Linked DNA regions of Homo sapiens: region 2 is linked to region 1. The links are chromatin loops, found by intact Hi-C in ENCODE. Cell type or tissue: heart right ventricle. All regions are shown on one strand. Each heading gives the region's core, and the rest is flanking DNA. Links, peaks and the distances in the headings are about the cores only. Region 1 overlaps MTCH1 (mitochondrial carrier 1). Region 2 overlaps STK38 (serine/threonine kinase 38).

Region 1 (4,387 bases), core at 241-4,240:
AAAAAAAAGAAAACACACACAGGTGATGTGGTGGGCCACACTTCATAATGCTCCAGCCACCGGGTGCCAGGTGCAGAGTGGCCACTGAACAACGTGGCCTATTCAGAGAGCAGGAGAGGAAGAGGGCCTTTCGGATTCCCTGTTACACCCCATGACCACAGCATGCCATTTCTACTGCCTGGGAAGAGCCCCACCTCCCTTTGGAAAGAATTCCAATCTCTCCTCAGTGAGGTGGGTTCCAGTAGAATACCCCCAACCCCACTACCACTTCCCAACAGGTCTACGGCTGTCTATGTACAGTCCACGAGGGGGCGCCCCTCACCCCACGCCCCCGACGCCAGCTTAGATACAGTCTCGGGGGAAGGGGGGTGGCTTACCATGCAGGGGGTGGGCCAACATGCGGGACACACACTGCATCATCATCTCGTAGGAGGTCTGGAAGAGAGCATGGGGTGGGGACTCGCCACCCTCGGCCTGTCTCTGGAACTGGCCCTCGAGGGGAGCTACAAGTGCTCAGGAGGGAGAAACCTGTCCCAGGGACTGCACATGGGGTCGGTCTGCCAAGGATGGCTCCACCTGTTGCCCACTCCCCAGTCCCCCACCCAGGAGTGCTGTCGGGTCCCAGGCTAGGCCCAACAATGGCTGAGAAGGCTTTCCGGGGTTCCCGGCACATCCAGGCCAGGGCTTCTTCCCTTACCATCCCACCCATGCATACACAAGGACCCAACTCTTCGACTTGTCAATGACCCGCCCAACTTGGGGGTGAGAAATCATCAGGCTCCCCTCCACGCACCTCTCCCTCTCCAACTCTCAACACCCACCTCCTTCACAACTTTCTTCAGGGAAGTCTTCATATCATCCTTGTTGGAAACCTGCTCAATCTCATCTGGAGGGAAAACCTGAAACAGAGAAGGGAAAGAACCAAGTTCAGCTACGCCTCTTCCATGGAACTCTTCGGGGACTTGGGCGGCAGGAACCAGCTCCAAATATTTCCTCTGCAGTGTCTATTGGCTGGGCCCACCTCAGGTAACCTCCAGGTCTGGAGCTTGGGGGGAAAAGAAAGCCACTATCTGGTGTCACAGCTGTGGGAAAGCAGAACTGTGGGGTGGGAGCTCCCCCATGGGGCTGGAGTGAAGCCCCCAATGGTCTGGGAAGGAGGAGGCAAGACCAGGGTAACTGGCTGCTGCAGGGGTGGCTGGGAGTATGAGGAAACCTCGGGCGACTGTTCCTGGCTTTGTGTGGGCTCACCTTCTTCATGCTACCCCGAGTCACAGTAGAGAGGGCGTTGGACATCAGCCGGGGACTCAGGCCTCGGAACAGCCCTATCTTACCATCCACTTGCACGATGTACTTGGCTGTAAGAAAACAGAGGTGGCAGAGGAGTCACACCCAGTTCAGGGGCACCCACTCCTGGGTCACACACACCCAGACCAGGCTCGGCTTGTCCTTCAGGTAACTGCTGACTACAGGCACAGAAGGTAACATCTGTCCAGGACCTGGAAGCAGTCAGGCCCTAACCCCCAAATGTCTTCTAGCCCATTTCTTTTAGTAAAAGCCTCAAAATGTATTTCTGACAAACAAGTTCATATATTTTCTTCCTTCCTTCCCTCCCTCCCTCCTTTTTTTTTTTTTTTTTTTTTTTGCTTTAAAAACTTTACTTGGCAAACTCAGCCATGATTTCTCAACTCAGCAACTTAAATGCTGCAACACAGAAAACAATTCTGTTACTTAAAAATTACATTTTTCTTGAGGAAAAGAAAATAGGAAAAACAGAGAAACTGCCCGCAGGGAATGATGAAGTCTTCAACCTAAAGGAGGGAAAAAGGAAAAGAAAGGGCTCCCAGAAGACAGGCTCAAGAACGCCCCCTGCACATGCCACGGCCAGGGCAGTCTCCACCCTGTCACTGTGCTACACCCAGGATACCACCTGGCACCAGATGGCATTGATTAGTCAAGGGAAAAACAAGTCTATGGAGAAGTAACTAAAACAGGAGCACCAATGAACAATTCCATAGAATAAACTTAAATGTTATGGAAGCTAGACCCTACCTGTGTGAGTTAGTGTTTCTTTCACTAGGGTCTGTCTTTCTAAGGATACGATTCATTGTTTTCTATCAACATTTTAAACATGTTTTAAATGGCAGGGTGGTATTTTTATAAACCTGTGCATCTGGAAGCTAGCAGAACATTCTCTCAGACAGCATGCTCCCCCTGTTAGACCATGACTTTAGCTCTCTGGCACCGCGCAGAGGCAGGAAGAAGCAAATATGCCTTTTGCTCCTCCGCAGATGTCTGCCAGCCCAGCAATTCAATGTCACAGCTAGCATGGGTTTTTCATGAGGCTGAGAACACCTGTTACCTGTATATGTGATTGCCTGAGATGAGGGTGGGCTGGAAGGAGAGGAGGAGGAGGGGAGGGGATGCTGGGTGACTTGGCAAGGAGCCCTCTTCACAGAGTGAACAGGCAAAAGGAAAATTTGCTTTGGGGGAGGGTGGATCCTAGTGAGGAGAGGGAGCCTCAGGACCTCTGTTTGTGATCCTGAGCAAAACATCGACCCTCTTCCATCTGCCCACCTGTAAAAAAAGAAGGAATAAGGACCGTCATTTCTCTCCATTTCTGAGAGAACTGAGGAACAAGTGAGAGCGGAGGGAGGCGTGCTGAAATGCCTGCAGGGGCCTCTGTGGGTCCCAGGGCCTCCCTCATTCTGGGTCTTTCTGCAGTGCCAGGAAACCCTCTGGGAAGTTCTTTCTTCTACACCAGAGAATGTCATGACAGCTGCAGTACTTTCAGCCATGACAAGTAGAGGAGCAGACACTGTCCACACTGTACCAGAGAGCCAAATGGCGGGTCCCCTCTCTGACTCCAGAGTAGGCCTGGTGTCCAGAGATCCCCAACAGACATCTGCTCACACCTAGATTAAAGCTACATTTATATAAACCAGGCTGGGGGCACACCTGAGAACTCTGCTCATCCTCAAAAGAGACAGTTAAGATGGGGGTCAAGTTCCCTCTGCTCTAAGTCCTTTTGGGAATGGCTGTGTCACATGAATAGAGATGATCTGGGCTCTAACCTCGCCTCTCAGAACACAGCACGTGCAACCAGATCCAGAAAAAGCCCCGTGCAGGGCCGCAGCCATCTGCCCCGGCTGCCTTACCTCTCTGTATACTGCCTCACTACACAATGGTGGGGTGCCTTCCTACTTCTGTCATTCCCCTCTCCACTACGCTGACAATTTTTAAGTAAAAAACAACACAAACACATTTCCTCACAAGATGACACATTCCACCTGGCCCTAGACTCTGCACTCAACAACACAGGGACAAAACTGGAAGAGAAATATGACACCCAATTCTGCCAACAGCATGTGAAATGGAAAAGGTAAGACAGAGGCCAAGCCCCAAGTTACTCAACAGAAAGATAGATTCTGGAGAATATTCTAGACAACCAAACAGGTAAGAGCAGAGGTGCAGGAAACTGGAGGGGATTTGCCTGCAATGGAACTCCAGCTGTGAACACGGAGAAAAAGGGCACATTTAAAGAAGGCCTTCATCATGGTCATCTGGTGAGGGTAGGGACTGGGAGAGGGACAGTGAGGGTGAACATGAAAAGGCCCTGGCCAGACGGCACCTGTGGGCCAGGTGATGGGCAGCAGAGGCAGCAAGGTGGGCTTCTTGATGACAGTTGGGGAGCTTGCAGGAAGGCCTGGGCAGGAGAAGCTGACCTTACTTTGCAGACAAGGGGTGCAGCCAGGCCACAGCAGGTAAGTGGCCCACCCAAACTCACGCAGCACACAGAAGTGAAGCTGCAATTCACTGCACACCATTCTGTAACCAACAGATGGAGACACCAGAGTGAGTGAGCACCACTCACTGCCTGAGGAATGCAGGGGAAACAAGACACCCAGGTGGGATAAAAGAAAAAAACTCAAGAGGACCCCCCGGGCCTCCTGCTGGAGTAGCAGGGCCAGGCTGCTCACAGGACAAAAGGAAATCACCCCCACGCATGTTCCAGGCACAACCCGGGGCAGCAGAAATAATAGGGACCAGTGTCCTAGATTGGCTCCTCTCTCAGGCACCTGTGTCTGTCCCCTCCTGCTGTCTGGGCTGGCAGCTGGCAGCTACAGGCAGAGGAGCTGGACCAAAGCTGTATGGTTCACCTGCTCGCACCCCGACACCATGTCCTCTCTGTACACGCTTAGATCCCCTCCTCCATGCCAGCTCGACTGCGTGCCATGCTGCGCAGTGAGTTCCCCGGGGCCAGCTGGTCCTGCTCCCCACCTGAGGCCTCTTTTCTGTTGGTGTGGGCTTTCCTGCTTGGGAGGCACACTCACCGTAGGTGAAGAAGCTCGGCAGATAGAGGACCTTCCTCCCCAGCACATTGGTCCCA
Region 2 (4,387 bases), core at 69-4,068, 440 kb before region 1:
AAGTGAGACCCTGTCTCTACAGAAAATTTTAAAAATTAGCCAAGCATGGTGGCATGCACCTGTAGTCCCAGCTACTTGGGAGGCTGAGGCAGGAGGATCGCTTGAGCCTGGGAGGTCAAGGATGCAGTAAGCTATGATAGTGCCACTGCACACCAGCCTGGGCAACAAAACAACACCCCGTCTCGACAAAAAAAAAAATATGCTAAATGAAAGATGCCTTGCTCAAATGAGTACATACTACATGTTTCCATTTATGTGTTCCACTTGTATGAAATAGGCAAAACTATGATAGAAACAAAATCACAACCAGGCACGGTGGCTCACGCCTGTAATCCCAGCACTTCAAGAGGCTGTGGCAGGTGGATCACGAGGTCAGGAGACTGAGACCATCCTGGCTAATACAGTGAAACCCCGTCTCTACTAAAAATACAAAAACAAAATTAGCCGGGCTTGGTGGCAAGCGCCTGTAGTCCCAGCTACTCGGGAGGCTAAGGTGGGAGAATGGCGTGAACCTGGGAGGCGGAGCTTACAGTGAGCCGAGATCACGCCACTGCACTCCAGCCTGGGCAACAGAGTGAGACTCCGTCTCAAAAAAAGAAAAAAAGAAAAAAAAAAAATCACAACAGTGGTTGTCTTTGTCTAAGGTTGAAGAACCAAGAGGCATGAAAACTTTTTCTGGGAGACGTAATGTTCTGTTTTGATAAAGGTTTAAGTTATACAAGTGTATGCAATTGTCAAAACTCATAAAATGGTACCCTTGAACTTGTGCATTCCATTGTATATAAATTTTACACCCTTCCCCAAAAAGTATAAATACTGAATTCTAGTTAATGTTATATAAGCAGAAATATTCAGAAGTATACTGATGTCTACAACATACCTTGAAGTGAGGCAAAAAATTAAGATGGATTGGCCGGGCACAGTGGCTCACGCCTATAACCCCAGCACTTTGGGAGGCCAAGAGGTCAAGAGATCAAGACCATCCTGGCCAACACAGTGAAACCCTGTCTCTACTAAAAATACAAAAATTAGCTGGGCGTGGTGGCGCATGCCTGTAATCCCAGCTACTCGGGAGGCTGAGGCAGGAGAATCACTTGAACCCAGGAGGCAGATGATGCAGTGAGCCAAGACCACGCCACTACACTCCAGCCTGGGTGACAGAACAAGACTCTGTCTCAAAAAAAAAAAAAAAAAAAAAGGAAATTAAGATGGATTAATGACAGATACAAGAATGGATAGATGGATATGCAGTTAAACAAATATAATAAATAACCATTATAGACTCTAGATGATATATATGTATATATTCACTGTTTATTACAAGTTTTCTGTACTTCTGAATACTTTCATAGTAAAATATTGGGAAAAATTTTTTTTTAATTATGAGTTACAGCCAAGCAGTGGCTCATGCCTGTAATCCCAGCACTATGGGAGGCCGAGGCAGGTGGAATGCCTGAGGTCAGGAGTTCAAGACCAGCCTGGCCAACATGGTGAAACCCCGTCTCTGCTAAAAATACAAAAATTAGCCAGGCGTGGTGGCTCACACCTGTAGTCCCAGCTACTGAGGAGGCTGAGGCACGAGAACCGCTTGAACCCAGGAGGCAGAGGCTGCAGTGAGCTGAGATCATGCCATTGCACTCCAGCCTGGGCAACAGAGTGAGATTCGATCTCAAAAAAAAAAAAAAACCAATAAATAAATTATGAGTTACTAAGTGGACAGTATACACCAGATCAGTAATAACAATAGCTGATACTACCACCATTAACTAAGTGACTACTATGTGTGAAACACTATGGTACATACTCACATATGTTATATCTAATCCCCAACACAATCCTGCAAGGCAAGTAGTATTATCCCCATTTTCCTGATGAGGGAACCAATTCACAGAAAGACTAAGGAACTTATTAGAGCTTCATACAGCTATTCAATGAAACTGGCAGGACTCTAAACCCAAGTCTGACTCCAAAAGGGCTGCTATTCCATTATACCACTCTGCCTTAACAATCAACTCCTTGGATTGGGCCTAATTTTTTTTTTTTTTTTTTTTTTAAGATACAGAGTCTCAGTGTTGCTCAGGCTGGCCTCAAATTCCTGGGCTAAAGCAATCCTCCCAACTCAACCTCCCAAGTATCATTTTTTTTCTTGGATTTCAATAGAAGTTTGTGTTATTGACTTGTAGGCATAAGTGGGTTAATGGCAGGGACTTTGAAAAGCCCTTTCACTGTCATTCCATTATGATAGTCTATAATAAGGCTGCTACTATTCTTGTCTCCTTTCAGCATTATAAGTGTTTTACAATACGAGAAAGGAATGCCACAACCATGACACAATTTTTTCAAACAAAATTCTTTACCTCATTTCTCGTTCTTCATGTTGAGCGATAAGGTTGCTATAAAAATTCTCCAGTGTCACTTTGGTCATTGTCACCCTTTCCTTTGTGTGGTTACTCATGGATGAGCAAGGTGTTGAGCCTGTCATTGCCATGGCTGCTAGAAACAAAGAAAAGAAGAGGTGTTAGATTTGGAGTTAGAATCCACCCAGTGTGCACTCTCCTACCCTATTGGTAGGAATGTAAATTGGTGCAAGTTTTCTGGAGGACAAACAGGTAATATGTAACAAAAGCCAGAGAAAGAGAATACTTAGTGAAAATAAATATAAATTACTGTCCTATGACCCAGAAATCCCACCCCTAGGTATAAAGACTAAAGAAACCGTCACACAGGCTTCTAAAGTGACATACACAGGATGTTCAGCACAGAGAGGATGTTCATCATGCCTTAATTTGTGTTATGGGAAGTTGGAGGCACTTAAGTAAGAAAATAAAGAGCTGTGGCTGCATAGGAAATACCATGCAACAACCAGAAAACCAGAAGCAACTTTACCTGTACCTGTAAGTCACACAAATATATCTTTTTTTTTCTTTTTGAGATGGAGTTTCGCTCTTGTTGCCCAGGCTGGAGTGCGACAGGATGATCTTGGCTCACCGCAACCTCCACCTTCCAGGTTCAATCGATTCTCCCACCTCAGTTTCCCGAGTAGCTGGGATTACAGGCATGCGCCACCACACCTGGCTAATTTTGTATTTTTAGTAGAGACGGGGCCACCTCGGCCTCCCAAAGTGCTGGGATTACAACTGTGAGCCACCGCGCCTGGCCCACACAAATATATCTTTATTTATTTATTTATTTGTTTGTTTTTGAGAAGGAGTCTCGCTCTGTCGCCCAGGCTGGAGTGCAGTGGCGCGATCTCCGCTCATTGCAACCTACACCTCCCAGGTTCACGCCATTCTCCTGCCTCAGCCTCCCAAGCAGCTGGGACTACAGGCGCCCACCAATACACCGGGCTAATTTTTTGTATTTTTAGTAGAGACGGGATTTCACCATGTTAACCAGGATGGTCTCAAAACTCCTGACCTCATGATCCGCCCATCTCAGCCTCCCAAAGTGCTGAGGATAACAGGCGTGAGCCACCGTGCCCAGCCCACAAATATATCTTTAAAACATATTAGTGCAAGTGCATATTGCATTTTTAAAAAGAGAACAAGATCACAATACCATATAGATAAATTAAGAATATATAGTAAACCACACGCCTGTAATCCTGGCTTCCTGGGAGGCCAAGACAGAGGTCTGCTTGAGTCCCCAAGTTTAAGACTAGCCTGGACAACATAGTGAGACCTAAAAAAAAATATACAGTATGCATACAGTACAATTCTTTGCCATCTAAAAATCTACCTTGAAGAAATCAAAGACCCATAAAAATTCATCACAAGGAGGTGCAATGCAGCATTGTAATCACAAAGGGAAATTAGGGATAACTTGAATATACACAATAGAATTAATTCAGTATGAAAAAGCCCTTCAATAAAATAATGTGCAGACAATTAAAATATGTCCAAATAGTTAATGTCAGAGGAAATGTTTCCACTCTAAGTCAACAGAACACATTACAAAGCAGAATGTATATCACGATCTCAATTTTCTTTATGTGTTTACTGTATATGCACATAATTATTAGAAACATATCATCAAAATGTTATTAGTGGCTTACCTGTAGGTAGTGGGAATAGAAAATGTTATTCTTGCTTGTGCTTTTTCCATGTTTTTCTTTTTCTTTTTTTTTTTTTTTGAGATGGAGTCTCACTCTGTCGCCCATGCTGGAGTACAATGATTCAATCTCAGCTCACTGGAACCTCTGCCTCCCAGGTTCAAGCGATTCTCGTGTCTCAGCCTCCCAAGTAGTTAAGATGACAGGCACCAGCCACTGTGCCCAGCTAATTTTTTTTTTTGTATTTTCAGTAGAGACGGGGTTTCACCACACTGGTCAGGCTGGTCTCAAACTCTTGACCTCAAGTGATCCACCCAACTTGGCCTCCCAAAGTGC

Evidence for each region. Hi-C counts contacts between places; a loop is a spot of excess contacts. Peaks named below come from ENCODE experiments on the same cell type or tissue, not always from the same donor. Only the 100,000 strongest peaks of a DNase experiment are listed, where the experiment ranks them.
Region 2: it touches region 1 in a loop (3-fold over the local background); 1 of 110 quality-filtered maps calls a loop at or near these places.

The regions. Positions count from the first base shown.
Region 1 is chr6:36,977,257-36,981,643 of GRCh38, forward strand. It overlaps MTCH1 (mitochondrial carrier 1), which reads right to left. Exons shown (of 12, transcript NM_001271641.2): 2 at 4,332-4,387; 3 at 1,249-1,355; 4 at 822-899; 5 at 378-435. Among named protein-coding and RNA genes, the nearest start is that of MTCH1, 6.7 kb to the right of the region's middle. RefSeq lists an enhancer at 3,472-4,072. In heart right ventricle, for the core only: CTCF peaks have their summits at 303 (motif pointing right), 2,230 and 3,844 (motif pointing right); a DNase peak (open chromatin) is centred at 2,258; H3K27ac peaks cover 3,591 bases.
Region 2 is chr6:36,537,715-36,542,101 of GRCh38, forward strand. STK38 (serine/threonine kinase 38) reads right to left here. Exons shown (of 14, transcript NM_007271.4): 2 at 2,358-2,493. The coding sequence starts at 2,488. Among named protein-coding and RNA genes, the nearest start is that of STK38, 7.6 kb to the right of the region's middle. In heart right ventricle, for the core only: a CTCF peak has its summit at 2,566; no DNase peak of the experiment used is centred there; H3K27ac peaks cover 2,663 bases.